Regions from separate parts of the Homo sapiens genome. Here region 1 is linked to region 2. Evidence: chromatin loops called from intact Hi-C (ENCODE). Cell type or tissue: chondrocyte. All regions are shown on one strand. Links, peaks and the distances in the headings refer to the core of each region. The heading gives the core; the rest is flanking DNA. Region 1 overlaps RALY (RALY heterogeneous nuclear ribonucleoprotein). Region 2 has its middle 14 kb from the start of SNTA1.

Evidence for each region. Peaks named below come from ENCODE experiments on the same cell type or tissue, not always from the same donor. Only the 100,000 strongest peaks of a DNase experiment are listed, where the experiment ranks them.
Region 1: it touches region 2 in a loop (3-fold over the local background); 6 of 110 quality-filtered maps call a loop at or near these places.

What each region holds. Positions count from the first base shown.
Region 1 is chr20:34,060,450-34,076,647 of GRCh38, forward strand. RALY (RALY heterogeneous nuclear ribonucleoprotein) reads left to right here. Exons shown (of 10, transcript NM_016732.3): 3 at 11,617-11,881; 4 at 13,114-13,186; 5 at 13,370-13,417; 6 at 15,425-15,591. The coding sequence starts at 11,626. Among named protein-coding and RNA genes, the nearest start is that of MIR4755, 19 kb to the left of the region's middle. RefSeq lists an enhancer at 15,951-16,198. In chondrocyte, for the core only: CTCF peaks have their summits at 9,576 (motif pointing left) and 9,781; no DNase peak of the experiment used is centred there.
Region 2 is chr20:33,450,001-33,466,198 of GRCh38, forward strand. No RefSeq gene overlaps it. Among named protein-coding and RNA genes, the nearest start is that of SNTA1, 14 kb to the left of the region's middle. RefSeq lists an enhancer at 7,202-7,291. In chondrocyte, for the core only: a CTCF peak has its summit at 7,371 (motif pointing right); no DNase peak of the experiment used is centred there.

The DNA of each region.
Region 1 (16,198 bases), core at 5,275-13,274, 610 kb after region 2:
TTAACCTGTAGCAGCAGGAGCTAATATATTCGCATGCTTTCTGATGTGCTGGACACTATTCTGAATGCTTACATGAATTATTTTATCCTCTAACAACCCTAGAGATATGTATTGCTATTTCCATCTTACAGGTAAGATAGACACTTCCCAAAAGGTCATGTCAGCCAGTTCAGTAACAGAGTGAAGGCATTTGGTTTCAGGTATCTCCTGACGACATTCCATGTCCTGTCACACAGGAGTAAGGATTCAGGCTTTGGCTCCTGCTTGATGTCAAGCCATGTATTTAACTCCTACACACAGCAAGCTTTACCTCTCTGTATACTGTGTCATATGACCCACTCAGCTCTGAGTTATGCTGAAAGAAAACACTACATAAGCTCAAAGCAAAAAGCAGTTTTGTACACTGATGAAAATTTGACGACGCACATGGAAGATTGAAGGTGCACTAATTGTGCCTTTGAGCACTGGTTAAGAGCTACTCAATTTGCCCAGTCATAGTCTTAGGTAAGTACAGTAGCATTCAGGAATGAATCTGGTGTCCATTCCTCTCAGCTCCCTAGATGGAGAGAGAAGACTGGTTTGTAAACAGCCATGATAAAAGACAGAAAATGAGAAAACCTTTTCTTCTCCCTTTGACCTTCCTGGCTGGTTTCCTGGTGTTTGTCAAAGTATGGAGAGAGGGTCTGGAATACCAGACTCTTCAGGAATATACCCCCAGGCTTCAGGAAAGTGGTTCCAGCCCCCCATTAAGCCTAGATTGTCTTCCCTTGCAGGATGTAGCATGACGTAGAGCAGAGACCAAGATAAAGCACCATTAGAAGTGTTTGGTGGCAAGTCCTTAGTCTCCCTATCCCCTTCTCTCTTAAGAGAGAGACAAGAAAAGGAAAAAAATTGGATAGTTTTTTGTAAATTAGTCTGACACCAATGTCTAAAAACAATCAGGCTGAAGGACTTGGAAAGAAATGAAGTAAACTTCATGTTTTCTTTGCTTTGGTTTCATAGAAGTTCACAGTTGGGCAAGAGTGGCTTAGAGCTGTGTTACTCAAAGTGAAGTTTAAAAAGCAAAACAAAAGAAAAAAACTGGTTCTTCACCACAAATAGTTTTGAGAAGTACTGACTTATTTAGTTAGTGTGACAGTGTGAAAAATAACCTAAGTCTTTTGATTATGAGATTAATAATACCTGCCTCAGAGTACTGTTTTGGGGATTATTTGATGGTAAATAATATTTTGAGTACTTAAGATTGGCCTACTGCTATGCACTGTATGTGTATTATTTAATCTTCTCCACAATTCTGTAGTAAGTTTTCTGAAACTTTGGATAGGTTATAGGACTTGCCAGAGGTCAAAGGTGTGGTAAGTAAGCAAGTAGGTAGAATTTGAATGGGAGTTATGTGGCATGTTCTGTGTAAGGAGCCTGTTCCACATGAGGGCTCCCTTGTCACTGTACTTTCTCTGTATCACTAATGGTAAAGATCTGCTTTCTTTTTCTATCACTGACCCTAACTTACTTTGTTACCTTGGGCAAGTCCCTTTCTCTGAGACTTAATTTTTCTTATTTACCCTCAAGGATATGCCACATGACCTAGGTTTTTATTCCCTAGATCATGCAGCATATCCTAGGAACCAGGGACTTTATTCATCTCTGGTTCCACAGCACCTAGCTAGATAGGCCTGGCATATCCTAGGAACCAGGGACTTTATTCATCTCTGGTTCCACAGCACCTAGCTAGATAGGCCTGGCATATAATGAGTATTCAGTACTGAGGCCATTGGTTACTCTAGAGGATCTGTAAGGCTCCTTTTACTCTCTACTTTCTCTGAACATCCTACATACTTTATTCTCTGCCTTCCCCACCCTTCCTCAACATCATATTTTCTACCTAGTTCATAGGACAGCATGACCTTATTTCCTTATGTCTGCCTGTCATAAGCAGTCTTGATCCTGCATACTTTCAGACAGCCCACATGATACCTATGTTTTTATTTGTCTGTGAAATGTGACTAGGATAAACCACCAGGGATAACACAAATTAAGGGGTAGAAGGGGCCTGCTCACAAAATCAGAAGAACACTCTTATTCCATTCCTACCCAGTTGGGCCTGGGCCTATGGCAGCCCTGCCAGGCCTGAGTAATGGCCATAGCCTGGAGCAGGGTTTTCCTTGAGCTCCATCGGGGTTTCCAGTAATTGGAACATGGCACCTTCCAACTTGTAATGGATGGCAAAACAAGAGGGGCATTTGTCACTGCCTGACTTCCCTGTGGGAAAGAGGCTCATAAGTCACAGCTGACAAACCCTTTGATGACTTTTAAACTTCATTTACAGAACAGAATAGCTATAATCAACCAACAGCAAGCAGTGACTAATCTTGCCACATTATCAGTGTGAGGAGCCAACTCTTAAGGCATAGGAATGGGGCGGGGGCCATCCCCAAAGCTCACAGCAAGTGCTGATTGGCTCTTGGACTTGAGAGTATGCCTTCAGCTAGGCCCTGTGAGTTTATGCTCAAAGGATCAGTGTTAGGAGGTAGAGGAAGAAACTGACCTCCAGGCAGATACAGGGCATGCCCAGTTTTGAAGCCATTCTGGGCCAAGATTATGAGACCAGCTCTGGTCTCGCACATATTCATCCTACCTCTGTCATTTCCTGGCTTGAGCAAGACCAGACACCAAGCTTTGGTTTCATCGTATGTGAAATGGTCACAACATGTATCATCACTATCTCATAGCAGAAGGCTTAGTGCAGTTCCTGGGATGTAAGTACTCCACAAGTATTGATGATGGTTATCATGATCACATGTTTGGGCCTGGAGTACCTTTTGTGGTCACATGGTTTAAAACCTAGGTCATATGGCATGTCAGCAAAGCCAAGACCATTCTTCCTGTGGATGGGGGCTCAGTGGGAGCAATCTAGTGGAATGGGAATAACACAGGCTTTAGAATCAGACAAGCCCTTGGGTCTTTCGGTCCAAAGCATGCAACTTAATGTGACTGTAGACAAATTAAGCTGTTTCTGAGTCTCAGTTGTATCTGTAGAGTGCAGATGATACTACATATCTCATTAGATTGTGATCAGGATTACAAGAGATTATGCCTGTAAAGCTTTCAACTCAGTGCCTGGTATAAAGTTCTACATATTAAATTGTATGTTCCCTTTTTGTTCTCCCTCAAGGCAAGAATAAGTATGCATCTATCCAGGGAAGCAGGAGACAGCAGTGAAGACATTCTTGTATTTCAAACTTCTATTTCCAGCTCTATGTACAGGAGGAAGAGGAGAATAAGGGGATCAAAGAGGAGAAAGGGATACATTTTGTATATTGTTCCTCCCTCCTGCCAGGCCTCTTCTGGTGTCACTACCCAATGGGAATTCCTCTTAAACACTCTCCCTTTTGGTAGAGCCTTCCGTGCTGCTCCTACCCCTTCTCTGATCTCTCAGACTACTTTGCTTGGGGAGTAGACCATCTCAGGGCACGTGTGCCTTGTGGCCATGGTAGATGTCGCCTGCTGGATTGGGATTTGCTTGAGGTCCCAGACCAACCGCTGGATAAATAAATAAATAAATGATTGGTTAGTTAGTTATTTGATAATACCTGGCCCATAATTAGCTCCGTGTTTGGATATTTATAATTACAATCAGATGGATAAGTCTGTGTTTGGATGACTTATTTGGCAAAAAATAAAGAGGTTGACAATCATTTGTAGGTCTTCAATTCTAACTCAGTATCGGGGATTATAGGCATAAGTTACCTACCCATCCCTCCTTAACTTGTCCCCTTCCTGGAACTATGAAGGGGAGCTTGTCGCAGATGGTAAGCCTCAGCCTAAGGCCACAGACAAGAGTAGAGTTAGTGTTCAAGATGCAGGGAGGGTGGGATTATATACCCAGAGCATGCTATGGGGAGATAACTGAGGCCTGCCTTCTGTTTCTGCTTTGGGGTATCCTCTCAGGGCCCATTAGATATGGATACCAATGTCAGTAGTATAGGACCGCGCAGTACAGTTGAGGGGTGAGAATGACTCAGCAAAGCTGGAACCCCTCTTGGCTGGTGGTTCCGTCCTCTCCCAGCCCCATTCAGTAGTGGTTTGACAGGAATGGGGCAGGGACACCTTTGTGAAGTTTCTAGGTTTGGTTGCAGATACTAGGACAAGGGAGAGCATGCATAGGCTCCCTACTCCCTACCCCCAACTCCCTTACTCTCAGGCAAAGTGTGATGCACAGGGAGATGACATAGTAAAGAACATACCATCTTAGGGCTGGGATGTGGAGGAGCTAGAGTGCCAGGCTAGGTTCATCTGTTTTCATAGAGCATTTGGGTTATCCAGTTTCTTAATACCTGCTAGTCCCACCCATTATACTAGCACTTTACTCATATTATCTCCAGTTCTTATCCTAATTCTGGGAGGTTGGTATAATTTCCGTTTTGCAGTTGAGGACTCTGAGGCCCAGCAAGTGAAAGGATATGGCCACAGTTACAGTTTCAAGTGATAGGTCTCGGATTGGAACTCAGTCCTGTCGGACTCTAGGGCCTGAGCTATTTTTGCTATTTCATGTGCATTTGTCCTTTGTTACTAAGAAATCGTTTTTAAAAAACAGGTTCCCAGAGAGGGGGCTTCTTGAAAAGCAAGTAGAGCAGAAGACTGGTGAGCACGGTGTTTCCCAGCATCTCCACAGTGCCAGCACAGAGGAGGACACTCAAGAAATGTTTGTTAAGTGAGTGAAGGAGATAGGAAGTGGGTAATAATAGAAATTGGCATAATCCATATTCTTTGATAGTACATTACAGATGCAACAGAGCGCTTTCACATCAATTAGCCTATTTGATTCTTGTATCAGACCTGAAAGGTAATCAGGGAAGAGATTATTTCTGTTTTCGGATTAAAGACAAGAAGGCCTAGGGAAGTTAAATGACTTGTTGCAGGTCACATGACTAAGAACAGCAGAGCCAAGGCCAAGCCTTCTGGACCTGTAGCCTGCACTGCTTACACTTCACCCATCCAGGAGCTTTTGCTGTTTGACATGCAGGGAGCTGACTCATGAGAGTGGGAATGGTCAGGAACTAAAGAGCATTCCTTGGGAAATTAGTCCTGTCTGGCCAGTAACAATCATTTGGGCACTGCTAATGAACCAGGGCTTGGCCAGTTTAATGAGATTAATAGATGTTCTGTCATCCCTGGCCGCCTGGTAAAAGCAGGAGCCTCTGGACCAAGGAGGCCCTGGACACTGATGAGTCTAATTGCTTGACTTTCTCCAGAAATAGTCTTCCCATCACTAGTAGCTGTTTTCCTTCTGAACCACCCGGATGTCCCCAGGGTTATCTAAGGGCAGAGAGCTGGCCACAGGCTGCTGTGACCCTCATCCCCATGCAGGAGAATAAGGCCAGAGGGGTCCAGCAGGACTGAACCAAGACAGAGACTATAAATAGCATTGGGGGCATCAAGACCTAAAGCAGCAGCTCCTCCCTTGAAATGAGTATTTCAGGAGGAAGAGATTTAGTGCTGGGGAGGATTTACAGAGTTCTCTGAGTGCCTGAGACTAGACTTGATCTGATAGGATTTGGAGCACATGAGGGGTGACATGGCAGAGTTTTAGAGTGTTAAGACAGCCATTGAGACAGTGGAATGGAGAGTGTCGAGTAAGAAGCCTTGATTCAGGACCCCTAGCTACACTCCCCTCACCAGCTGGTTGACCTTAAGTAAGTCACTTATCTTTGCTGATCCTCTTTTTTTTTTTTTTTTTTTCATTTATAAAATGGGGCGGGATGGGTGCAGTGGCTTATGCCTGTAATCCCAGCAGTTTGGGAAGCAAAGGAGGGTGGATCAGGAGTTCGAGACCAGCCTGACTAGCATGGTGAAACCCCGTCTCTACTAAAAATACAAAAATTAGCTGGCTGTGGTGGCGGGCACCTGTAGTACCAGCTACTCAGGAGGCTGAGGCAGAAGAATTGCTTGAACCCGGGAAGCGGAGGTTGCAGTGAGCCAAGATCGTGCCATTGTACTCCAGCCTGGGCAACAGATGTCTGGTGAGAGCCCTCTTACAGTTTCATGGACAACCATCTTTTCACTGTGTTCGCACATGATAGAAGACACAAAGTAGCTCTCTGGGCCTCTTATTTGTTTATTTTGTAGAGATGGGGTCTCATGATGTAGCCTAGGCTGGTCTCCAACTCCAGGCCTCAAAGGATCCTCCCATCTTGGCTTCCCAAAGTGCTGGGATTACTTGCGTGAGCCACTTCCTGGCCTGGGGCTCTTTTTTTTTTTAAAGGTATTAAACTCATTCTTGAGGTCTTTCCCTTCCCTTTGGGACCTCATCACTCCCAAAGCCCCACTTCCTAATACCATCACATTAGGGATTAGGTTTCAACACACAGATTTGGTGGAGGAGGCACATTCATACCATAAGAGATATAAACTGGCTTTGTTCACTAAAATTCTGTACAACTGTGAGGAATTGTAGTAGAAAAGGGAAAGGGTGAGGACCAAGGAGAGCGTGTGTGGCTGACTCAAGGTAACATAATCTTGCCAGGGAAGTCAGAACCCAAGGCATCCCTGTGCCATGTGCAATCTTGCCCCTGCAGGTGCCTGTTTTTGAGGTCCTGATTCCAGTTCTGGCTTTGCTCTATTAACCAGTTACCTTGCTTCTCTGAACCTATCTCAGTTTCCCTATGTCAAACACCTCCTCACAGGGCTGTTGTGAGGGTTAAATACTGTAATACTGTGCAGCATTCAGTAATTAGTGGCCGTCCTTTTCTTTTTTTCTTTTTTTGACGGAAAGTCTCGCTCTGTCGCCTAGGCTGGAGTGCAGTGGCGGTGATCAAACAGTTCTCCTGCCTCAGCCTCCCAAGTAGCTGGGATTACAGACATCTGCCACCATGCCCGGCTAATTTTTTTTTTTTTAAAGTAGAGACGGGGTTTCACCATGTTAGCTAGGCTGGTCCTGAACTCCTAACCTCAAGTGATCCACCTGCCTTGGCCTCCCAAAGTGCTGGGATTATGGGCGTGAGCCACTGTGCCCAGCCAGTGGCTGTTGTTACTGTGACGGCTCTCTGGGTGTCTCATTTACCCAAAGATCAGAGGTACCTTTTAGGGCTTTTCTACCTTTGCAAACCCCTGCCACTTTTCTCCATGTTCAGGCTTGTTTTTTGTTGAATTTGTTTTTGCCACATTTCTTCTACTCTTACTAGCCTGGAGAAGCAGGCCCATCCCTTTGAGCCGTAAATTGCATTTCAAAGCCTGTTTCACTAGTGGATTTTAATTAGCTTAAAAGGCCCAGCTTTTATGCAGCAATTGTTTCTCCTGCAGGTAAAGGTGAAGGCACTTATTGGGGAGCCAGTCCCCAGTTTTCTCAAACGTAGCTTTTTTCTTTTTTCTTTTTTTTTTTTTTTTGAGACACTGTGCTCTCTCCCAGCTCCTCAGTGTCCTGGGGGCCTGTCTCTTACCAGCCCCAAATGAAAAATGGAATATAAGGACCCTAGACTTAGCGTCAGAAGACCCATGGGGTAATCTTGTCTCTGCTACTCACTAGCTGTAGCATCCTGGCCAAGTTTTTACTGTGGGTAAAACTTCTCTTCTGTTCTTCCGAGTAAGAGCATTTATAAGCTCCATGTGCACACAGGTCTCTGCTCATCTGACATTGCAGAAGTCTCTAGGAATAAATTTGCTTCTCTCCTTTCCCCCAGCCACCAAGAACAATCCTTCTACCCACCTCTCCTCAGCTCATTGCTAAACCTAGGACCCCTGGGGGCTGCAGACACCTTGCTCTCAATTACACAGCTAATCTGTGAGGCAGAGCTTGGCCCAGGGCAGGAAATAGCTTACCAAGTGAAGTAGCTCCTGCTGAATGGATGTCAATATTTTCTAGGGCTGCCACTCTAAGCTAGGGGGTACCTTGAAAAGCATAGGAAGAATTGGGTGGGAGGGATTGAGTTGGTCTGTGGAAGTGGGTGTTTGGTTGAAAGATTAGAAAATGGTATCTGGGACCTCTGCCCTAGTGGTCCTAACCACTTAAGGCAGCCCACAGCTAGACCTTCTGACCACCTCCTGGGACATATGTTTAACCACTCCCTCCCTAACATTGATTGAACACTTACTGTGCCCCGAGTTTTGTCAGGCCTGCCCTATAACATTTGCAGGGCAGAGTAATAAGAGTACAAATAGAGACCCATGTACCATATGTTTAAACATTTGAAGGTTCTGAATGAAGCTAATAAATTGTGATGTTCCCAACAACCTGGAATACCATGTCTTAATTTAGAATTCTTGGACTCATTAGGATTCTGTACTTGAACCTGGCAGTTCAGGGAGACCTAGCCTGGCTCTACCTCCTTTTCATTCCCTTTCCCACCTCTATCCCTCACTTAGAGGAGCCTCATCAACATGTGTGTGGTCACTCAAGCCTTTGCACACCCCCACAGATACCTGTCTCCTTGGGCTGAGGGAGTCCACACAACTGTAGCACATCCCACTTTCCAAAGGAGTGTACAGGGCATGAAAGTGGATAGGGGGCTGTTTAGACGAGGAGCTCAAGAGGTTGGGTACCTAGCGCATGCCATAGGTGAGCATTTCTCCTTTTAACTGCAGATTTCTCACCCAGAGCAGCATTTGCAACCACATACATACACTTCCCAAGTCTCTCCTCTACAGATCAGAAAACTGATCTTCATATGCCATGGCTTCTGGCTGCCCCTCCTTGGCATTATACAGAATGTGTTCCACTGTGACCTTTACCCTCATCTAGAATGGGGTTCGCAGATGGCAGTATTGGAATAAAGAGGTGCAAGCCAGTGTAATTACAAGATCTTGTGAAGGGCTTTAGGGTTTGCAAAGTCCTTTTATGTACATCATTCCAAACCCCAAGGAATGAGAGAAAAGACTGGCAGGGCCAAACCTTAAAAACTTGGCTCACCAGTCAAGGTGAGTCCTGATCTCGTCACAATACCACGAACAGCTGTTCAGCAAATGCTTCCTGCTCAGTGGTGCTTGTGGCTCCCAGTAGAGGTCACTCTTTGTATCTCTATCCACACCCCAGGCTTGGTTGACTCCCTCTAGCCAAAGCAGGTGGCTTCTCCCTAGGCCAAAACTATAGCACTTTGAGCTGAACCACCTAGGAGAGAATCATCTGATGCCCACACAGGGGCCCTATTAACTTCTTGTATACCCGTGGATAGACAAGGAATTAACCCTTGAATGGCTTGTCATCCATGTAGGAGAGGGACTGTCAGCGAGAACTGTGAGGAATGGCAAGCCCATGGGAAAAACATGTATTGAGCATTTCCTGCCTCGTATGCACAGTGTGTTACTACCTTTGTGTCCCTCACTGCCTGATAAGTGTAGATGAGTGGAACCAAAGGCAAACTGAGTAACAAGAGTCTGTCTCTTTCCAAGTCAGTTCCAAAGCTGGCACCAGCCCCTTCATCAGTAGCAGTGATGGGACCCTCTCAGCCCCTTTCCTTTATCTGAGATAATGCACTGCTGACTCTAGTATATCCATTGGGTTCACTTTAAGCCTAACCCTGGGAGCAGTTTCTTCCCAAGTTGGGCTCACGTCCAGCCTATGATTCCCTTGTAAACAGTACCACCTGCTGGTCAGAACGTGCCAGCTTCCAGGCTGGGAGGATTTAAGAGAAAAAGAGTCTCTTATCCCCTAGTGGGATAAGAGATACAGATGTATCTTTTCCAGTTCACTGAAAAGAAGTCCCCCCAAAATATTAGGTAAATAGGTTGGCAGACTGATGAAAGTTTTTATATATGCTATTTGGAGTCTTTTATCACCTGAAATGGCCTTAAGGTTAGGTTACTGAGATAGGAGGGTTCCAAAAGGGAGTGGCATCAACCTGTACCAATGAGCAGAAGACTGGGCCGGGAACTGCCAAGGCTTAACTTGAGGCTTTTCCTACTGAAATTGAGCTTCTCTCCTTTCCCCTTTCCTCTTGGAGCCTATGCCCAGCCGTAAACTGTACGGGAAAAATTTGTACAGCCCTTTGGGGTAAAAGACCTGGCCAGAATATAGAGAGCAAAGGGTAGGTGCAGTCTCATCTCTAAGCCAAACAGAACAAAATTTGAACGAGTTAGTATTAATATGGGTAACTAAAAAATAAATTTATTAAAAATAATTCTCAGGTGAATGTGCTGACTTTCTGTGGTATCTAAATTGGCTTTAGCTCTGGGAAGCAAAATGATAAAGTTGAAAGAAATAGACTTTAGTGACAGACTGACCTGTGTTCGAATGCTCATTACTAGTAAGTTAATGAACTTGTCAATCAGTTTCTGGTAAAATATGAGTAATCATGACATTAACTTGTGGGATCTTGGGATTATTCAGTATTGTATACCACCCTTAGCCACAGCGAGTGCCTGGTGAGGCTTTGTGTTAGTCCATTCTTGCACTGTTATAAAGAAATACCTGAGACTGGGTAATTTATAATGAAAAGTTTAATTGGTTCACAGTTCTGCAGGCCGTACAGGCTTCTGCTTCTTGGGAGGCCTCAGGAAATTTACAATCATAGTGGAAGGCGACGGGGAAGTAGACACGTCTTCATATGGCCAGGGCAGGAGGAAAAGAGACAGTGGGAGGTGCTACACACGTCTAAACACCAGATCTCACGAGCAGTCACTCACTATCATGAGAGCAGCACCAAGGGGGAAATGCATGATTTCAGTCACCATGATCCAGTCACCTCCCACCAGGCCCCACCTCCAGCACTGGGGATTACAATTAGACATGAGATTTGGGCGGGGACACAAATTCAAACCATTATCGGGCTTAGCTAGCATACCCTTTTCAAAATGGTTGGTAGCAATTCAGACAGGTCTGTGTCTGGATCAGACTAAGCAGTTTTCTTTTCTTTTCTTTTTTTTTTTTAGACAGAGTCTGGCTCTGTCGCCCAGGCTGGAGTGCAGTGGCTTACTGCAACCTCCACCTCCTGGGTTCAAGCAATTTTCCTGCCTCAGCCTCCCGAGTAGCTGGGATTACAGGTACCCGCCACCACGCCTGGCTAATTTTTTGTATTTTTAGTAGAGACGGGGTTTCGCCATGTTGGCCAGGCTGGTTTCGAACTCCTGACCTTAGGTGATGCACCCGTCTCGGCCTCCAAAGTGCTGGGATTACAGTTGTGAGCCACCATGCCCGGCCCCTGCAATTTTCATCATATGGTGGTGGTCTAGAGTAAACATCACTTGCAAATACCATGTGACCATGGTTCTACATTGAAGATCTTCAAATTTAGATCCTGAATGGGATAACATTTGAGATGAGCATTAAAGGAGTAGACTCAAAAGAATTAGAGTCAAGCAGATCAGGGGGTCAGATCCCAGCCCTGCCATTCACTAACATTGTGGTCTCTCTGAATGTGAGATTTCTCCCTTGTAAAATGTTGTGGTTCTGCATATCATGTGAGTAACAAATGAGGGAATGTATGTAAAGCACCTGGCATGAGGTCAGCAGCCAATATGTGGCAACTCTTGGTAATATGACAAGAAAACAAGATGCAGGAACAGGTAGGCTGGATGCTATAAGGGTTAAGGAAGGTAAGAGGCAATTCATTTATCCAGGATATGGGCCGTGGGCAGTCCTTGAGCCCAGCCCAGGGACCCAGCTTCACCGAGGCTCTTTTTCTTCAGGTGGGCACCATGTCCTTGAAGCTTCAGGCAAGCAATGTAACCAACAAGAATGACCCCAAGTCCATCAACTCTCGAGTCTTCATTGGAAACCTCAACACAGCTCTGGTGAAGAAATCAGATGTGGAGACCATCTTCTCTAAGTATGGCCGTGTGGCCGGCTGTTCTGTGCACAAGGGCTATGCCTTTGTTCAGTACTCCAATGAGCGCCATGCCCGGGCAGCTGTGCTGGGAGAGAATGGGCGGGTGCTGGCCGGGCAGACCCTGGGTAAGCCTCTCTTCACTATATTCTCCTAGTATTCTCTAGAATAGCTGCTATCACTATCCAGTTCTCAACCCCCTTCTCTCTTTCTCTCACCGCTACCACTGCTCTGAGATTTTATAAATTTATAAGCTATGTTTAAGTTTTAAATAGTTATAAAATTAATCCCTATAGGGAAGAATTTTAGAAGCCTCTGGAAAACACTTCTGACCTGTCTCTGCTTTCTCAGAGCTTCTTAGTGACAGGCTTTACAGTTCCAGTTAAAATGCAGATTCTCCAGAGAAAGAGAACAGAGTGGCCTAGAACAGCCTGTTACACCGGGTACAGATGACTTAGGTTAGAACCCTTTCTGAGAGCGAGCAGGAGGGCCTGAGAGCACAAGGACAGTGTGAATACGCTTGGTTTTGGTGTCATGTCCATGTGATATGACTATGCTAGTGGTCTCTCTTGAAGTATGTACAGTGTTCATGCATGTGCATTTACTCCTGTGTATATGTGTATGTTTGAAAAGGGGTATCTGTATGTGTTTTTTCCTGAACAAGAAGTATATGGATTGACTGAACATGTGGAGATATGTGGACACAACCCTTGTATGTATAGATGTAGTGTGTGTGTGTGTGTGTGTGTGTGTGTGTGAGAGAGAGAACATATTTGAATGTGTCAGCAGATATACATATATTCATTTACCAGGTATTTATTGAGACCTTTTCATGTAGTAAGGACTATTCTAGGCATGAAGGTGTTTGGTAGAACATCCATGTGAATGTGCATTGGCTCATTTGCATGTGGGTAGTTGTCTATACTGAGTGTACTTGAGAATACACGTTACCTGTGTGTGAGTTTCTTACCTGGATATGTGAATGTATGTGTGAGTGTGGCTCTGTGTATGCGTTCCCATGTACCTGATGTGTTACGCATTTACATGAGTGTATTTGAGAATGCATATAGGAATATTCGACGTGTGTGTGTGGTGGGGCGGGGGGGAGGACATGTTTATGAGCATGCCTGGATGGATCTGAAAGTGTATGGACATATAAACAGGCATATCCATGTGATACCTGGATATGAATCTAATGTTTGAAGATTAGATGTATGAAGACCTTTGTTGGCACCATCAGTGAGCAGAATCCATGTGTATACCGTGTAAGCACATGAATTGCTGTGCGTGTGCATGAGGTTGATGTGTGTGGGCACACTGTCATGTTAGCATTCCAACTCTGCCTTCTCCCTCCACACAGACATCAACATGGCTGGAGAGCCTAAGCCTGACAGACCCAAGGGGCTAAAGAGAGCAGCATCTGCCATATACAGGTGGGGCTGTCTGACTGTCTGTCTGTCTGGTGGGATGACTCTCTCTTTCCACAGAGGGAGTAAATGCTGGTGTGACAGTGTGCTGAATCTAGAACTTGGGGAGGTGTCTGGAGATGAGGGCCTGTGGAAAGTGGGCTGAGTGGCCGTCCCTAAGCTCCAGCCCTCTCCCCTTTGTTTCCCCAGTGGCTACATCTTTGACTATGATTACTACCGGGACGACTTCTACGACAGGTGAGCAGGGGAGGGGCGTGCCCAGGCATGAAACAGCCAAGCTGGAAGGGTCTTGAGAGATTGTTGGTGCAGCCCACTGAGTTCTCCAAATGAGAACCAAAACCCAGAGGTTTGCCTGGGGTTGCTCCACCAGTCGGTAGCAGAGCTGAGACTGGGGTCCTGTGCTGCAGGTGCTCAGGCCAGAGCTCCTACCACCATACAACACTGTCTGCCATGCTAACTGCCCTTTTTCCTTCTTGTCCTTGGGTGAGGCTCAAGGAGACCGTACAGCCAAGAGCTATGTAAGTGTGGCTAGTTGGAATACACAACAGGGTACAGCGCTGGTTGCAGGGAGTTTGAGCCCTTCCCTCTGTGAGGTGCCCAAGCAGCTGGTAGGAGCCCCAGAGCTCAGTCTAAGCTTCTTGGGTTTATATTTAGAGACAAGAGGCCAGCAGCCATTTGGAAGTCTAATTAGTCCCTGGCGGGCTGTGGTCTACCCTGCACTCCCAAGCCCTACCCAGACTCCAGCCCAGAGGCTGTGGGCTCCCACTACAACAGCACTAGCCACATTCTTGAGTAGAAATCATGGTAGATACTAACTCAAATCTCTCCTCCTCCCTGCTTCTCTCCCTCTGTCCAGCTTAGCCCACCCCAGGCAGCCCAAGAAGAACAGTGCCTCTCTGAGCATGAGTCGTCCGCCCCCATCCCCACCCCGCCCCTGTGAGTCGTTTCAGGAGACAGTGTGGTGTAGTGGAAAGTGTCTTAGCCTGGGGGTCAGAAGATTTAGATGCTAATCTCAGCTCTGCCACTGAATGGATTATGTGATCTTGGGCAAATTCCCTTCCCAGTTTGTGAAATGGGCTTGCACCAAGTGATCTCTCCAGGCTCCTCCAGCTCTGGGATTCTGTGGTTCAGTGATTCTGACCAAGGCCAGAGCCGTTCCCTCCCCTTGGGGGCAGAAATGCAGGGTCTGGGATCGGATCCATTCCCAGAGACTCTCCATCTGCAGCCATCACCACCTCCAGGAAGGGGCTCCCTGAACAAAGGAGCCCCAAGGAATGGGGCTTTTGCCCAGTGATGGCAGGTTTCCTGGCCGTTGTCAGGAAAATTGACCCAAAGTTTACCCCCTGGGCTGCGATTCCCTGAAAAAGGTGGCAGCAACAGATGTCAGAGAGACCACTTCTCAGCCTACTGAGTTTCTGCCTGGTCAGCTGGAAAGGAAGCCCTCCTAGAGAGGGCTTGGAGATGACTTTGGTTGGGGGCAGTGCACAGCCTGGGAGCCCTGGGGGGGTCTGATTGAGCTGCCCAACCTTGATACTCTACCAAGCCCCTGGCCTTTGTCTCTGGAATGGAGCACGAAGGATGTGGTGATTAAGGAGGTCAAGTAAGGAAAGGGCTTAGAGTTCAGTCTTATGCCTCTGAGGTCATGGGTTCGTGAATTGAGGGTCTCAGTACCCTGACCTTTCATCTATTACACGTTCTAAAGTGTGTTTTTAACCGAATTCTTTCATGCTGTGCCCTTGGGTGGACACTGAATGTGGATAGCCATCCTCATTTGGCATATGGGGAAACTGAGGCTCAGGTAGGCTCAGTTGACCCCCACTCCCATACCTCTCTATTCCTAGCTGGGGATTTGTGCTGCTTTGAGATTTGCAAACTCTGAGCAGAGGTTGGGGTGGCAGTTGACCAAGCAGAAGCCAGGTCATGTAATAGAGCAGGCCTGGGTGCCAGGGGACCTAGGGATGTCTCCTCTTTTGAATGGGGTATAACTGCTACCACCTGATGCCTTGCCTGCCCTTACTGGGCCTGGATGGTTGGAGAGGTTGTAGTGAGGTAGTGAGGATCCCAACAGCCATCAGGGTCCGGCAAGCCCTTCCTCTTCACTCCAGGGCTTGCTAGGAGCCAGCAGAGGTGTGTAGTGCAGGCCTCCCAGCCCCTCACCAGCCACACACGTTTGTAGCCGGAGCTGCAATACCGCCCTGGTGGCCACAAGCCATGCTGCAGCCTCTGGCCCATCTGCCCTCACAGGCTCTTCGACTACCGGGGCCGTCTGTCGCCCGTGCCAGTGCCCAGGGCGGTCCCTGTGAAGCGACCCCGGGTCACAGTCCCTTTGGTCCGGCGTGTCAAAACTAACGTACCTGTCAAGCTCTTTGCCCGCTCCACAGCTGTCACCACCAGCTCAGCCAAGATCAAGTGTGAGTGACTGTATCATATTCCTAAGTAATTTGCATTTTTATCATTAGCAAAATAATAGAATCACATTTTTTACATTGGAACATAGATAAAACAACAAGTCTTCCACAGTTCTGCTGCTCTAACACAGCCAAGTATTTTCATGCATTTCTAAGAGGAAACAGCTGATGTTTTAGGAGGAGGGGTTGTGTTGGGCACAGAGAGTCCAGTGCTGGATATGGTGCCCAGTGAAGAAATGGTGCCATCTTTCCTCTAGTAAGGATAAGGACAGGTCTACCCAGGCCCATTACTCCACATTCACTCTGGTACACACATGCTGCTTAACTAATCACCCAGGAATTCAGATTCCAAAAGACACATGTTCTTGCTCAGGTGCACACAGAAGAGCACACCACACATACACACCTGTGCTCCTGTCTGTCTTTGGTCCCTTTCAGAGTTGAGAGATCAGGAGAAAAGATAGCCAGGTTCAGAAGTGTGTGCTGTCACTGTAGGGATGGACGCCAGGTAGTCTAAGGAGGAGACCTTTTTCCTAAGCAGGGAAAAAACAAAACAAAACAAAAAATAACTGCTTTCCTGGTTGAAAGAACAGGGCTGAGGTTTTGTGCT
Region 2 (16,198 bases), core at 3,943-11,942:
CAATGGCATGATCTCAGCTCACTGCAACCTCCACCTCCCAGGTTCAAGCGATTCTTCTGCCCCAGGCTCCCAAGTAGCTGGGATTACAGACATGTGCCACCACTCGCAACTAATTTTTTGAATTTTTAGTGGAGACGGGGTTTCACCATGTTGGCCAGGCTGGTCTCGAACTCCTGACCTCAAATGATCCACCCGCCTCGGCCTCCCAAAGTGTTGGGATTAAAGGTGTGAGCCACCGCGCCCAGCCTCTTTTTGTTTTTAAAGAGACGGGGCTTGCTTTGTGATGCAGACTGGAGTACAGTGGCATGATCCTAGCTTCCTGCAGCCTCTAACTCCTGGGCTCAAGACAGGCGAGCCCCAAATTGGGCCTTAGCCTGGGAAAGTTCTTGGCTTCTCCCAGGAAATAATTCAAAGGTGAGCCAGTGGTATCAGACAGCAACTTTTATTGAAGCAGCAGCGTACAGCAGCAGCAGAGGGACTGCCCTTGCAGAGGAGGGTTAACACACAGGCAGTGTGCCCAGAAGAGTTTCATATGGGCTGGGGGCAGCTGTATTTATACCCACTTTTTTTTTTTTTGAGACGGAATCTGGCCCTGTTGCCCAGGTTGGAGTACAGTGGCATGATCTTGGCTCACTGCAGCCTCTACCCCACTGATTCCAGAGATTCTCCTGCCTCAGCCTCCCAAGTAGCTGGGATTACAGGTGTGTGCCACCACACCTGGTTCATTTTTTTGTATTTTTAGTAGAGATGGAGTTTCACTATGTTGGCCATGAACTCCTGACTTCAGGCGATCTGCCCGCCTCAGCCTCCCAAAGTGCTAGGATTACAGACGTGAGCCACCCCGCCCGGCCTAGACCCACTTTTAATTATACACAAATTAAGAGGCAAGTTATTCAGAACGTTCTGGAAAATGGACAGTTTCTGGAACCATATAAGGTAACTTCTGGGCCATTGCCATGGCCATTGCCAGAGCCTTTCTAAACTATCATGGCACTAGTGGGAGTGTCTTTATGCAAATGAGCAGTGAGGGCAACTAGCGGTCACTTTAGTCACCATCTGCTGATTTTGGCTGGCGTCTTCACTGCACCCTGGATTGACCAGTTTCTGCTCTGATCAGCGGGATGGTGACCAGTCATAACCAGTGCTTGGAAAACAAATCTTGCTGATCTACCTCAAAATTCCTGGGTTCAAGCTATCCTCCTGCCTCAGCCTCCCAAAGCACTGGGATTACAGGCATGAGCCTATATAGTAATTCTGATTCTGAAGTGTTGGTGGCTCTTTTTACTTTTTCTTTTTTAAAATTTGTTTTAATTGGCCGGGCGCGGTGGCTCATGCCTGTAATCCCAGCACTTTGGGAGGCCGAGGCAGGCGGATCACAAGGTCAGGAGATCGAAACCATCCTGGCTAACACAGTGAAACCCCATCTCTACTAAAAATACAAAAAATTAGCCAGGCGTGGTGGCAGGCGCCTGTGGTCCCCGCTACTCTGGAGGCTGAGGCAGGAGAATGGTGTGAACCCGGGAGGCAGAGGTTGCAGTGAGCCGAGATTGTACCACTGCACTCCAGCCTGGGCGAAAGAGCGAGACTCCATCTAAAAAAAAAAAAAAAAAATTTGTTTTAATTTACTTTAAATAGAAACGGGGTCCCACTATGTTGCCCAGGCTGGTCTGGAACTCCTGGACTCAAGCCATCCTCCCACCTTGGCCTCCCAAAGTCCCAAGATTACAGGCATGAGCCACTGAGCCCAGCCTTTTTCTTAAAGCAATAAAAGAATGGCTACTCCATAGACAGCAGCTGGTGGATCTTTTTTCTTCATTACACATGTGTAATCTTGTCAACTACACAGTTTATATGCATTCTTTGAGGTCTGGTATGAAGTAGGTTCTATTCCTTCAGAGAGGATTTGTGGGTACTTCTGTCAGATGCCTGATGGGACAGCCAACCTAAGAGTGCTTTCAGGGCCGGGCGTGGTCGCTCACGCCTATAATCCCAGCACTTTGGGAGGCCAAGGCAGGTGGATCATGAGGTCAGGAGTTTGAGACCAGCCTGACCAACATGGTGAAACACAGTCTTTACTAAAAATACAAAACTTAGCCGGGCATGATGGTGCGTGTCTGTCATCCCAGCTACTCAGGAGGCTGAGACAGGAGAATCACTTGAACCCGGAAAGCGGAGCTTGCACTGACCTGAGATCGCGACACTGCACTCCAGCCTGGGTGACAGAGCAAGACTCTGTCTCAAAAAAAGAGTGCTTTCAGTACTTAGCATGAGGCCAGTCACGGTGGCTCACACCTGTAATCTCAGCACTTTAGGAGGCCAAGGCAGGCAGATCACCTGAGGTCAGGAGTTTGAGACCAGCCTGGCCAACATGATGAAACCCCGTCTCTACCAAAAATAAAAAATTAGCCGGGCGTGGTGGTGAATGCCTGTAATCCCAGCTACTTGGGAGGTTGAGGCAGAAGAATCGCTCGGACCTGGGAGGCGGAGGTTGCAATGAGCAGAGATCATGCCACTATACTCCAGCCAGGTCATCAAGAGCGAAATGCCGTCTCAAAAAATAAAATAAAATAAAATATTTTAGCACGGGATCTTTTGATTCACACAAAGAGTAGAAATACAGGTTGCAATCCCATGTGAGGTTACGAATTCTCAGAGATGCTTTCCCCCTCTGCCCACCATGTTCACGATGGAGAAATTTCTTTGCTGGTGCCCTCTGCAAGATTTTTGCAGTCCGCTCTTTCTTTCTTTTTTTTTTTTTTTTTTGAGATGAAATCTTGCTCTGTTGCCCAGGCTGGAGTGCAATGGCGTGATCTCGGCTCACTGCAACCTCCGCCTCCTGGGTTCAAGTGATTCTCCTGCCTCAGCTTCCTGAGTAGCTGGGATTATAGGCACCCACCACCACGCCTGAGTAATTTTTTACTTTTGGTAGAGGTGGGGTGTCACCATGCTGGCCAGGCTGGTCTCAAACTCCCGACCTCAGGCGATCTGCCTGCCTTGGCCTTCCAAAGTGCTAGGATTACAGGTGTAAGCCACCACACCCGGCCCAGTCCACTCTTTCAATGAGGATGCAGGCTTTCCAGACCCTGGCTTTATGTGGGGGTCACCTAACAGCTTTTTCACCCTGGGTGGGCCCTGGGTTTCTCTCTTGCCCCATAATTCCAAATGTGCATCAAAACTGAAGCTTTGTGGCCGGGCGGAGTGGCTCACACCTATAATCCCAGCACTTTGGGAGGCTGAGGTGGGTGGATCACGAGCTCAGGTGATCAAGACCATCCTGAACTGGGTTTCAACATGGTGAAACCCAGTCTCTACTAAAAATACAAAAATTAGCTCGGTATAGTGGTGCCTGCCTGTAATCCCAGCTACTCGGGAGGCTGAGGCATGAGAATCGCTTGAACCCAACAGGCAGAGGTTGCAGTGAGTCGAGATAACGCTGCTGCACTCCAGCCTGGGTGACAGAACGAGACTCTGTCTCAAAAAAAAAAAAAAAAAAAAGGCCGGGCTCAGTGGCTCACACCTGTAATCCCAGCATTTCAGGAGGCCGAGGCGGGCGGATCATAAGGTCAGGAGATCGAGACCATCCTGGCTAACAAGGTGAAATCCTGTCTCTACTAAAAAATACAAAAAATTAGCCGGGCGTGGTGGCAGGCGCCTGTAGTCCCAGCTACTTGGGAGGCTGAGGCAGGAGAATGGCCTGAAACCAGGAGGCAGAGCTTGCAGTGAGCAGAGATCGTGCCACTGCACTCCAGCCTGGGTGACAGAGTGAGACTCTGTCTCAAAAAAAAAAAAAACTGAAGCTTCTTGGCTGGGCACAGTGGCTCGTGCCTGCAATCCCAACACTTTGGGAGACTGAGGCTGGTGGATCACCTGAGGTCAGGAATTCAAGACCCACCTGGCTGATATGGTGAAACCATGTCTCTACTAAAAATAAAAAATTAGCCAGGCATGGGGGCACGCAGCTGTAATTCCAGCTACTCAAGAGGCTGAGGCAGGAGAATCACCTGAACTTAGGAGGCAGTGGTTGCAGTGAGCCAAGATCGAGCCACCACCACACTCCAGCCTGGGCGGCAGAGCAAGACTCTGTCTCAAAAATAAATAAATAAATAATTTTTAAAAATGATAAAACTGTAAAGAAATTGTTTTTAAGAAAAACAAAAAGTTAGCCAGTCATGGTGCTGTGCACCTTGTAGCCCTAGCTATCCAAGAGGCTGAGGCCAATTGATTGAGCTTGAGAATAAAAGAGTTCGAGGCTGCAGTGAGCTATGATCACACCGCTGCAGTCTAGACTGGGTGACAGAGTGAGACTGTGTCTCTTAAAAAAAAAAAAAATTAGGGCTGGGCACGGTGGCTCAAGCCTGTAATCCCAGCACTTTGGGAGGCCGAGGCAGGCGGATCACGAGGTCAGGAGATCAAGACCAGCCTGGCTAACATGGCAAAACCCCATCTCTACTAAAAATACAAAAAATTAGCCGGGCGTGGTGGCAGGTACCTGTAGTCCCAGCTACTCGGGAGGCTGAGGCAGGAGAATGGCATGAACCCGGGAGGCGGAGCTTGCAGTGAGTCAAGATCGCACCACTGTACTACAGCCTGGGCGACAGAGCGAGACTCCATCTCAAAAAAAAAAAAAAATTAGGCCGGGCACGGTGACTCACACCTGTAATCCCAGCACTTTGGGAGGCTGAGGCAGGCAGATCACTGAGATCAGGAGTTCGAGACCAGCCTGGCCAACATGCTGAAACCTCATCTCTACTAAAAATACAAAAAGTTAGCTGGGCGCGGTAGCATGCCTGTAGTCCCAGCTACTCAGGAGGCTGAGGTAGCAGAATCACTTGAACCCAGGAGGCAGAAGTTGCAGTGAGCCAAGATTGCACCACTGCACTCCAGCCTGGCGACAGAGCAAGACTCTGTCTCAAAAAAAAAAATGAAGTTGTTCACAGGGCAGGTGGTGGTGACCTGAACTAGAAAGGTGACTGCAGTGGGGATGGAAAGGGCTAAATATAATTAAGAGGTATTAAGGAGGTAAGATTGCTAAGCCTTGCTGATGGCTTGCGTGAAGGAGATTAAGGAGAGTCAATGACATATGGAAGATATTTAAAGTGTGTGACAGTCTTAAGATAACCTATAGGAAGAGAGCATAGAGAAAGAAGAAAAATGGGCCATGTGCTGAGCCCTGGAGTAGATACAAAGCTGAAGAGGAGAGAGCAAGCATAGACAAACCAGCTCTGGAAGCAGCACACTCGCTGTAGTGAGGGGTGTATAGGATGGTGATTAACAAGTTTTCCACTTAAACCAGACATGAATCCTGGGCCTGCAATTCTGGCCCCACAGCAAGAAAATCAACCTTGTTGGGTGATGGTGATGCTTCAAACTGGGCTCTGATGATGCTCAATTAGGGAGGAGTAAGACACTTCCAGAGATTAGAAGCACAGGGGCCCGTACGCCATGGCTCACGCCTGTAATCCCAGCACTTTGGGAGGCCAAAGCGGGTGGATCACCTGAGGTTAGGAGTTCGAGACCAGCCTGACCAAAATGGTGAAACCCTGTCTTTACTAAAAATACAAAAATTAGCTGGGCATGGTTGCGGGCAGCTGTAATCCCAGCTACTCAGGAGGCTGAGGCAGGAGAATCTCTTGAACCCAGGAGGTGGAGGTTGCAGTGAGCCCAGATCTTCCCATTGCACTCCACTCCAGCCTGGGCAACAGAGAGACTCCTTCTCAAATAAAAAAAAAGAAGAAGAAGAAGAGGAAACACAGGGGATAGAAACCAGGGCAAAGGGTTTGGCTTTTTCTTTTTTTTTCACCCTCGAGACAGAGTCTTGCTCTGTCACCCAGGCTGTAGCGCAGTGGCCCGATCTTGGCTCACCGTAACCTCTGCCTCCTGGGTTCAAGCGATTCTCCTGCTTCAGCCTCCCGAGTAGCTGGGATTACAGGTGCGTCCCAGCACGCCGGCTAATTTTTGTATTTTTAGTTAAGACAGGGTTTCACCATGTTGGCCAGGCTGGTCTCAAACTCCTGACCTCATGATCCGCCCACCTTGGCCTCCCAAACTGTTGGGATTATAGGCATGAGCCACCCGGCCGGTTTTTTTTTTTTTTTTTTTTTTTTTTTTTGAGACAGGGTCTCACTCTGTTTCTTTTTTGTTTATTTCTTTGTTTTTGGAGAAGGGGGTCTCAATCCATCACCCAGGCTGGAGTGCAGTCGTGCAATCATGGCTCACTGCAACCTCCACCTCCCAGACTCAAGTGATCCTCCCACCTCAGCCTCCTGACTAGCTGTGATTACCAGTGTGCACCAATTTTTTTTTTCCCGTAGAGACAGGGTTTCACCATGTTGCCCAGGCTAGTTTGGAACTCCTGAGTTCATTTGATCCACCTACCTCAGCCTCCCAAAGTGCTGGGATTACAGGGGTGAGCCACCACACCCTGCAGGGTTTGGCTTTTTGGCTGGAGATGGTGAAAGGCCAGGCTTTTTCTTTTTTTTTCACCCTCGAGACAGAGTCTTGCTCTGTCACCCAGGCTGTAGCGCAGTGGCCCGATCTTGGCTCACCGTAACCTCTGCCTCCTGGGTTCAAGCGATTCTCCTGCTTCAGCCTCCCGAGTAGCTGGGATTACAGGTGCGTCCCAGCACGCCGGCTAATTTTTGTATTTTTAGTTAAGACAGGGTTTCACCATGTTGGCCAGGCTGGTCTCAAACTCCTGACCTCATGATCCGCCCACCTTGGCCTCCCAAACTGTTGGGATTATAGGCATGAGCCACCCGGCCGGTTTTTTTTTTTTTTTTTTTTTTTTTTTTTGAGACAGGGTCTCACTCTGTTTCTTTTTTGTTTATTTCTTTGTTTTTGGAGAAGGGGGTCTCAATCCATCACCCAGGCTGGAGTGCAGTCGTGCAATCATGGCTCACTGCAACCTCCACCTCCCAGACTCAAGTGATCCTCCCACCTCAGCCTCCTGACTAGCTGTGATTACCAGTGTGCACCAATTTTTTTTTTCCCGTAGAGACAGGGTTTCACCATGTTGCCCAGGCTAGTTTGGAACTCCTGAGTTCATTTGATCCACCTACCTCAGCCTCCCAAAGTGCTGGGATTACAGGGGTGAGCCACCACACCCTGCAGGGTTTGGCTTTTTGGCTGGAGATGGTGAAAGGCCAGGAAGATGTTATCCTTGGCAGAGAAAGATTCAGAGTCATGGTCTAGGAACTTTTAGTCCCAATCCAGAATTTCATGAGGGAGGAACCAGAGGCCCAAGAGGAGGTATCCCCAGCCATGTCCTTCCCACCCTTGTATTGGTCACTCACAAAAGACACTTGCTGCGCTGAAGACAGGCTGAAGATTTCGCATCCAGGCGCCACCTCTGACAGATGCCAGGAGGGGGCAGCAGAGAGCCAGGGTCGCAAGGTCCTAGCAGGTGCCATGAGCCCTGCAAGTGGGAAGGTGGGAATAGGATGGGAAGCTGGGCTCCTTGAGGTTGTCACTTTTTGTTTGTCAGTTTGGTTTTGGTTTCTGAGGCAGAGTCTCACTCTGTCACCCAGGCTGAAGCATAGTAGCACAGCCACAGCTCACATGCAGCTTCGAACTCCTGGGTTCAAGTGATCCTCCCATCTCAGCCTCCCAGGTAGCCCACCACCAGGCCTGGCTATTTTTCTTTTTTTTTTTTTTTTTTAAGACGGAGTCTCACTCTTTCACCCAGGCTGGAGTGCAGTGGTGCTATCTTGGCTCACTGCAACCTCCGCCTTCCGGGTTCAAACGATTCTCCTGCCTCAGCCTCCCGAGCAACTGGGATTACAGGTGCCTGCCACTAGGCCCAGCTAATTTTTGTATTTTTAGTAGAGACAGGGTTTCACCATGTTGGTCAGGCTGGTCTCCAACTCCTGACCTTAGGATCCGCCCACCTTGGCCTCCCAAAGTGCTGGAATTACAGGCTTGAGCCACCGCACCCAGCCCAGGCCTGGCTATTTTTCTTTAATTTTCCGTAGAGATGGAGTCTCGCTGTGTTGCCCAGGCTGAGATTGTCACTTTCAAAGCATGTTTTTCCCTTCTCCATGTGAGGATTACACAACCATTTCACACATAATACCGATAATAATAATTATTATCACCATTATTATATCAGTCACCATTTAATGGGCCCCTCCCATCTCTGCATCCCAACCCTCCAGAGTCACAGACTGAACCAATGGAAAGAGAACCAGTGTGAGGGTGGGCACAGTGGCTCATGCCTGTAATCCCAGCACTTTGGGAGGTCAAGAAGGGTGGATCATTTGAGGTCAGGAGTTCGAGACCAACCTGGCCAACATGATGAAAACATGTCTTGGCTGGGCGCAGTGGCTCAGGCCTATAGTCCCAGCACACTGGGAGCCTGAGGCAGGTGGATCACAAGGTCAAGAAATCGAGACCATCCTGGCCAACATGGTGAAACCCTGTCTCTGCTAAAAATACAAAAATTAGGCCAGTCGCGGTGGCTCACGCCTGTAATCCCAGAACTTTGGGAGGCCGAGGTGGGCGGATCAGGAGGTCAGGAGATCAAGACCATCCTGGCTAACATGGTGAAACCCCATCTCTACTTAAAAAAAATACAAAAAATTAGCCGGGCGTGGTGGCGGGCACCTGCAGTCCCAGCTACTCGGGAGGCTGAGGCAGGAGAATGGCTTGAACCCAGGAGGCGGAGCTTGCAGTGAGCCGAGATCGCGCCACTGCACTCCAGCCTGGGCGACAGAGTGAGACTCCGTCTCAAAAAAAAAAAAACAAAAATTAGCTGGGCATGGTGGCATGTGACTGTAGTCCCAGCTACTCAGGAGGCTGAGGCAGGAGAATCGCTAGAACCCGGGAGGCGGAGGTTGCAGTAAGCAGAGATCGCGCCACTGCACTCCAGCCTGGCGACAGAGCGAGACTCGTCTCTTTTTTTTTGAGACTGAATTTCGCTGTTTTTGCCGAGGCAGGAGTATGATGGCTCGATCTCGGGTCACTGCAACCTCCGCCTCCCAGGTTCAAGCAATTCTCCTGCCTCAGCCTCCTGAGTAGCTAGGATTACAGGTGCATGCCACCATGCCCGGCTCATTTTTTGTATTTTTAGTAGAAATGGGGTTTCATCATGTTGGCCAGGCTGGTCTCGAACTCCTGACCTCAGGTGATCCACCTGCCTTGGCCTCCCAAAGTGCTGGGATTACAGGCATGAGCCACTGTGCCTGGCTGAGACTTTGTAAAAAAAAAAAAAAAAAAAAAACACACGGTGTGGGGGTCAGACCAAGGGTATCAAACCCTGATTTTCCCACGGCCTCATCATGTGACCTCAAACAGGTAACAGGTCACTTCCTCGCTGTCTCACTTTTCTCATCTGTAAAATGAGGATAATAAAACAAAAGACTGGAGGGTTCTGAAAGCACTAAATTGGCCTTGTGTAAGCAAAGTACCTGGCACATGAGAGACTCCATGAACTTCAGTTCCTTCCCCTGGCTTTATTTTAGTTATTTGTTTGTTTGTTTGCTTTTCTACTCCACAATAGAGGTAATGGACTGTTTTTATTTAAACAAATGTTAAAATGTCATTTAACAGATATTCACTGTCACTGTGTCCCTGGTCCTGTCCTTGGTACTGGTAACATAGAGTGGCATCCCAGGTGAGCAGGAAGCAGGGAGGCACCCCCTGTGCAAGGGCGATCCCCACCGAGACTAGGGTCTGCCTATCTGGATTAAGAGCCACGATTCCAAATTCCTGCTGCCTTGCCACTCACTATGTGATAGATAATAATGTTTTGTGATCCTAAACATGTCAAAATGGAGTCACTTATGACAAGTGACTCAGCCTACAGTTAAACTGCTGACCTCTCAAAGTGTACGGTGGACAGAGGGGATAACACCTGCTGTGGTCAGGCACCCCCAAGACCTAACAAGAAAGAGAAGCCACAGGGCAGCTGAGATAATGGCTATGGAGACTCTTGCAGAGGGCCATGAACACCGCAATAAACTGACCATCACGGGGCGTCATGGCTCATACCTGTAACCCCAACATTTTGGAAGGATGAAGTAAGGAGATTGCTTGAACCCAGCAGTTCAAGATAAGCCTGGCAACATAGGGAGACCTCATCTCTACAAAAACTTTAAAAAGTTGGCCAGGCACGGTGGCTCACGCCTGTAATACCAGCACTTTGGGAGGCCAAGGCAGGCGGTCACTTGAGGTCAGGAGTTCGAGACCATCCTGGCCAACATGGTGAAACCCCATCTCTGCTAAAAATACCAAAAAAAATTAGCCGGGCATGGTGGCACATGCCTGTAGTCCCAGCTACTCGGGAGGGTGAGGCAGGAAAATCGCTTGAACCCAGGAAGCAGAGGTTGCAGTGAGCCAAGATCGTGCCACTGCACTCCAGCCTGGGTGATAGAGCAAGACTCAGTCTCTGAAAAAAAAAAAAAAAAAAAGCTAGGCGGTGTACGCCGGTAGTCCCAGCTACCCCTGAGGCTGAGGTGGGAGGATCACGTGAGCTAGGGAGGATGAGGCTGCAGTAAGCCGTGATGATGCCTCTGCACTCCAGCCTGGGTAACACAGCGAGACCCTGTCTCAAAAAAGAAAGAAAAGAAAAAGAAACTGGCCATGGCAGAGATGCCTGTGGGAGCTCTACCAGTGAGAACTCTGAGGCCTCTTTTCCATCAGGCAACCCTCCGAAGCTCTGCTGGGAGAAGAGCCTCGGCCCCCCCACCCCTTCAGCCCCCCAACCCTTGTTGGCATTCTGAGGGAAAACAGTCAGCACAGTCATCCCAGAGCTACTGGAGCTACTCCCTGTGGCTTGTTCCTCCTCTCTCATTACTGCCTATGTGTTGGTGTGAAAGCCTCTCAATAAACCATGAATTTGTAAACATTTAATTGGCCATTGAGTCATCACAAAACTTCCCTCCCACCCCCACCTCCCAATCAGAGTTAGCATAACTAGGCTGATTCGCACCTGACACAAACACAAAGCCTATGTGATTGCTGGGCGTGGTGGCTCACATTTGTGAGTGAGGAACCATCTCTACAAAAGATCAGAAATTAGCCAAGCGTGGTGGCGTGCACCTGTAGTCCCAGATATTCAGGGGGCCAAGGTGAGAGGATCGCTTGAGCCCAGGAGATCAAGGGTGCAGTGAGCCTTGATGCAGCCCCTGCACTACTCCAGCCTAGGTAACAGAGTGAGACCCTGTGTCCAAAAAAAAAAAAGACTATGTGATCTTGGGCAGGCAACTCTCTCTCTCTGAGCCTCAATTAGATCATTTGGAAGATGGAATCATTATAGTACCTAGAGGATCAGTGTGACACTTAAATGTGACAGTAGGCCAGGCCCAGTGGCTCACACCTGTAATCCCAGCACTTTGGGAGGCCTAGGTGGGCAGATCACCTGAGGTCAGGAGTTCAAGACAGCCTGGCCAACATGGCGAAACCCTGTCTCTATTAAAAATACAAAATTAGGGCCGGGCACGGTGGCTCACACCTGTAATCCCAGCACTTTGGGAGGCCAGGACGGGCAGATCACGAGGTCAGGAGATCGAGATCATCCTGGCTAACATGGTGAAACCCCATCTCTACTTAAAAAAAATACAAAAAATTAGCCAGGCGTGGTGGCGGACACCTGCAGTCCCAGCTACTCGGGAGGCTGAGGCAGGAGAATGGCGTGAACCTAGGAGGCGGAGCTTGCCGTGAGCCAAGATCGTGCCACTGCACTCCAGCCTGGGTGACCGAGCGAGACTCCGTCTCCAAAAAAAAAAAAAAAACAAAATTAGGCAGGGCGAGGTGGCTCACGTCTATAATCCCAGCACTTTGGGAGGCCAAGGCAGACGGATCACGAGGTCAGGAGTTCGAGACCAGCCTCGCCAACATGGTGAAACCCCCTCTCTACTAAAAATACAAAAACTAGCTGGACATGGTGGCAGGTGCCTGTAATCCCAGCTACTCAGAAGGCTAAGGCAGGAAAATTGCTTGAAGCTGGCAGGCGGAGGTTACAGTGAGCCGAGATCATGCCATTGCACTCCAGCCTGGGTGACAGAGTGAGACTCCATCTCAAAAAATAATAATAATAAATAAATAAATGTGACAGTGCACTAGCAAATGCTTTGCATCATGCCTAGCACATAGTAAGTGTAGTAAGTGCTCAGTAAATTCAAAAACAAAACAGTGTTAGCTTCCCTGGAAGTTACTTCTCCCCTGGCAGCCCTTACTGCTTACTCAGGTCACCAATAACCCTCTTCAGATTACCAAAGCAGCCTGGCATTAGAGAGGAGGCAAAAACCCAGCATCTGAAGGCTGAAATTGCATCCCAGCTCCACCAACTACCAGCTGTGTGGCCTTGGGCAGTCAGCCTCTCTGTACTTTAGTTTCCTATGTGAAAAATTGGGATCAGAATAGTAGCTGCCTCTTAGGCTTGTTGTGAGGATTAAATAAGAGCACAGAACGGGCACAATACATGTTCAAGTCATTATTACTGTTATTATTATTACTACAACTACTACTGCTGTACTTTCTTCCACACCCACCCTGGTACCAATTCCTACAGATTCAACCTCCTAAAAGCCTCTCAAAGCAGTCTCTGGCCTCCATTTCCCAGGCCTGGCCCTTCCTATCATTTCATGCCTCTATTAGGGGCTCCTTAAAACAGATTGTCAGGTTTGGTGTGGTGGCCTGAGCCTGTAATCCCAGCTGCTCAGGAGGCTGAGACAGGAGAATGGCTTGAACCTGGGAGGTGGAGGTTGAAGTGAGCCGAGATCACGCCACTGCACTCCAGCCTGGGCAACGCAGCGAGGCTCCATCTCAAAAGCAACGACAACAGGTCACCAGTCCCCACCCCAGAGTTACTGATTCAGTGGCTCTGCAGCAGCCTGAGAATGTGTATTTTTAGCAAGTTCCCAGGCGATGACCATGCTGTCAGTCCAAGAGTCACACTTTGACAACCTCTGCTTCTGAGCTCTGCCCAATTTCTCTCATGAGCTCTGCCCAATTTCTCTTTACTCATCTAACCCTTCTCCAGGCTGGTGGCCTCAGGGCTGGGGGGATTCTGTGGGTGGAGATCAGTCAAGGATAGTCAGAGGCTGGGATTGTGAAAAGGGGTTGGCCTCTGGCTCCAGGTTTTGTTCTTCACCCTGGAATCTGCTGCTTTGTACCAGCCAAAGTCAGGGTGCTCCTAGGGCCTGAAAATCCTACACCCTGGTTACACACACACACACACGCAAACACACACACTCCTCCCCTATTATTTACTCCAAAAGTCCCATGCACATGCATGACCCTGGGGTGGTCCCCTCCAAGCCCCCCTACCCTGCCCCACGCAGGCCAGAGCTCACCCACCCTCAGGATTCATCGCTGACGGCCCTGCATCCCTTTCCTCACAGATGTTTCACTTACCCTATTCTCTGCTCTGAAATTCCCTCAAAAGCATTCACTAGTAATTTTTCTAAATCACAGTAATTACCTCATTACTTTGATATTAATAGACTTCGCTTGGCAGCAAGGAGCCAGTTGAAAGGTGCCCAGGCTCTGTGTGTGGGGAGGGATTCCTGGAGGCAGCCCCACGTGAGTGCTGGCCGGGCTGCAGCCCTGTGTCTCACCCTGGCCTGCTTGCCTCCCCAGCCTGCCTGGGCTCTCATGTGCTCTTCCCCAAGTCAGGGAAAATCTTTGAACCACCCACTTCTGAGAAATGGTGAAAGAGAGAAGGAAGGAAGAAACGAAAGACACAGGAAAGGGGCCAGGAGCAGTGGCTCACCCCTATAATCCCAGCACTTTGGCAGGCGAAGGTGGGAGGATTGCTTGAGCTCAGGACTTCGAGACCAACCTGGGTAACACAGTGAAACCCTGTCTCTACAAAAAAATCAAAAATTAGCTGGGCCTGGTGGTGCACACCTGTAGTCTTAGCTACTCAGGAGGCTGAGGTGGGAGGATCTCTTGACCCCAGGAGGCAGAGGTTGCAGTGAGCCGAGATTGCATCACTACACTCCACATTGGGTGACAGTAAGAGACCCTGTCTCTTTTTTTTTTTTTTTTTTGAGAGAGAGTCTCACTCTGTCACCCAGGCTAAAGTGCAGTGGCACCATCTCAGCTCACTGTAAATTCCACCTCCCAGATTCAAGTGATTCTTGAGCCTCAGCCTCCTGAGTAGCTGGGATTACAGGTGCATGCCACTACACCTGGCTAATTATTGTATTTTGAGTAGAGGCACAGTTTCACCATGTTGGCCAGGCTGGTCTTAAACTTCTGACCTCGGGTGATCCACCCACCTCGGCCTCCTAAAATGCTTGGATTACAGGCGTGAGCCACCGCACCCAGCCCAAGAGACCCTGTCTCAAAAAAAAAAAAAAAGGCTGGGCATGGTTGCTCATACCCGCATACCTGTAATCCCTGCACTTTGGGAGACTGAGGCAGGCAGATCACTTGTGGTCAGGAGTTCAAAACCAGGCTGACCAACATGGCAAAACCCTGTCTCTACCAAAAATACAAAAGTTATCTGGGCATGGTGGCAGGCGTCTGTAATCCCAGTACATGAGAGGCTGAGGCAGGAGAATCACTTGAACCCAGGAGGCGGAGGTTGCAGTGAGCCAAGATCGTGCCACTGCACTCCAGCCTGGGCAACACAGAGACTTCATCTTGAAAGGAAGAAGGAAGGAAAGCTGGGCACTATGGCTCATGCCTGTAATCCCAGCACTTTGGGAGGCCGAAGCAGGCAGATCACGAGGTCAGGAGATCGAGACCATCCCGGCTAACACGGTGAAACCTGTTTCTACTAAAAATACAAAAAATTAGCCAGGTGTGGTGGCAAGTACCTGTAGTCCCAGCTACATGGGAGGCTGAGGTAGGAGAATCACTTGAACCCGGGAGGCGGAGGTTACAGTGACCTGAGATCGTGCCACTGCACTCCAGCCTCGGCGACAGAGAGAGAGAGAGAGAGAAACAGAGAGAAAGAAAGGAAGGAAAGAAAGCGAGAGAGAGAGAGGGGGAGAGAGAGAGAGAGAGAGAGAGAGAGGAAGGAAGGAAGGAAGGAAGGAAGGAAGGAAGGAAGGAAGGAAAGAAGGAAGGAGAAAATCAAGGATGATGAGGTTTAGGACGCACGTACTGAGTCCTTACTATCTGCCAGATGCCTTCCTTGCATTATCTTTCCTCATCCTCAGGACTGTTCTCTATGATGAGGCCTCAGGGGGCTGCATTTCAGCTGGGGAAATTGAGAGCTTAGGTGATCTGCCCAAGGACTCACTCTCAGTAGCAGATCTGGATTAACGCAGGTAGGCCTGACTCCCAAGCCTAACCTCCTAACCATGAGGCTCTTCTGCAAGCATCCTCCACTCTAGGCCTCAGTTTCCCCATTCATAGCAGTCAGAGACTCTGTTGATGAGGGCTCACTGAGAGCCAGACACCAGTTTGCCACCTGGCCCATTGCACTTAATCCTATTACTGCATTTGAATCTATGACATGTTATAACCACGGGGCCATGCTGCCTTGGTTTTACCTGCTCACTCTCAAGTTGATGATAAGTGAGTTTCCAAGTCCAAGAGTCTCCAGGAACGTTGCAGACTTCCTCTACAAACAGGATCAGGAAGAGAAGATCTCAGCAGAAAGGCACCCCGGGGTGGGACAGGCCAGGGCTGAGAGTGATTGGGCAGCCACAGACTAGACTAGCCAAGCTGGTCAGGGTCAGGGTGGGGGTGCAGTATAGAGGATCCTTTGTCAGGGCAGAAGCTGCAAGCCTCCCCATCCCCACCATCTGGCTCCAGCTCCAGCCCAGTGATGCATGATGAGGAGAATGTTGGGGGGGTGTTGCTGAGGGCTGCCCACCTGCTCTGCCTCCTGGGATAAGCCAACCCGAGACCTCCCAGGCCCATCTGGCTAACACATCCCTAGGCCCTGACCACCCCTGGGACTCCTTTTGACAGACTGAAATTGGCCGGGAGTGTGGCCAGCCTGTCAGGGTCACAGGTCACCATTAATCTGCCAGAACAAGGGAGGGCAGGCGGGTGGGCAAGCAGCCGGTGTGGGCAAAGCCCTGGCAGTTCCTGCCGTCTGCTGTGGTGGCTGTGGAGAGAGGCTTTCCTCTTCTGGGAGGCAGGGAGATGGATTAGAAAGAATCTAGGACCCTAGGAAAATTGAAGATACTCACGTCTCACTACCCAGCAATTCCACTTCTAGGTGGGGCCCCAGTGAAACTCACCCCTGTGCACAAGGTGTCATTGAAGCATAGCATGTGATAGTGAAATACCAGAA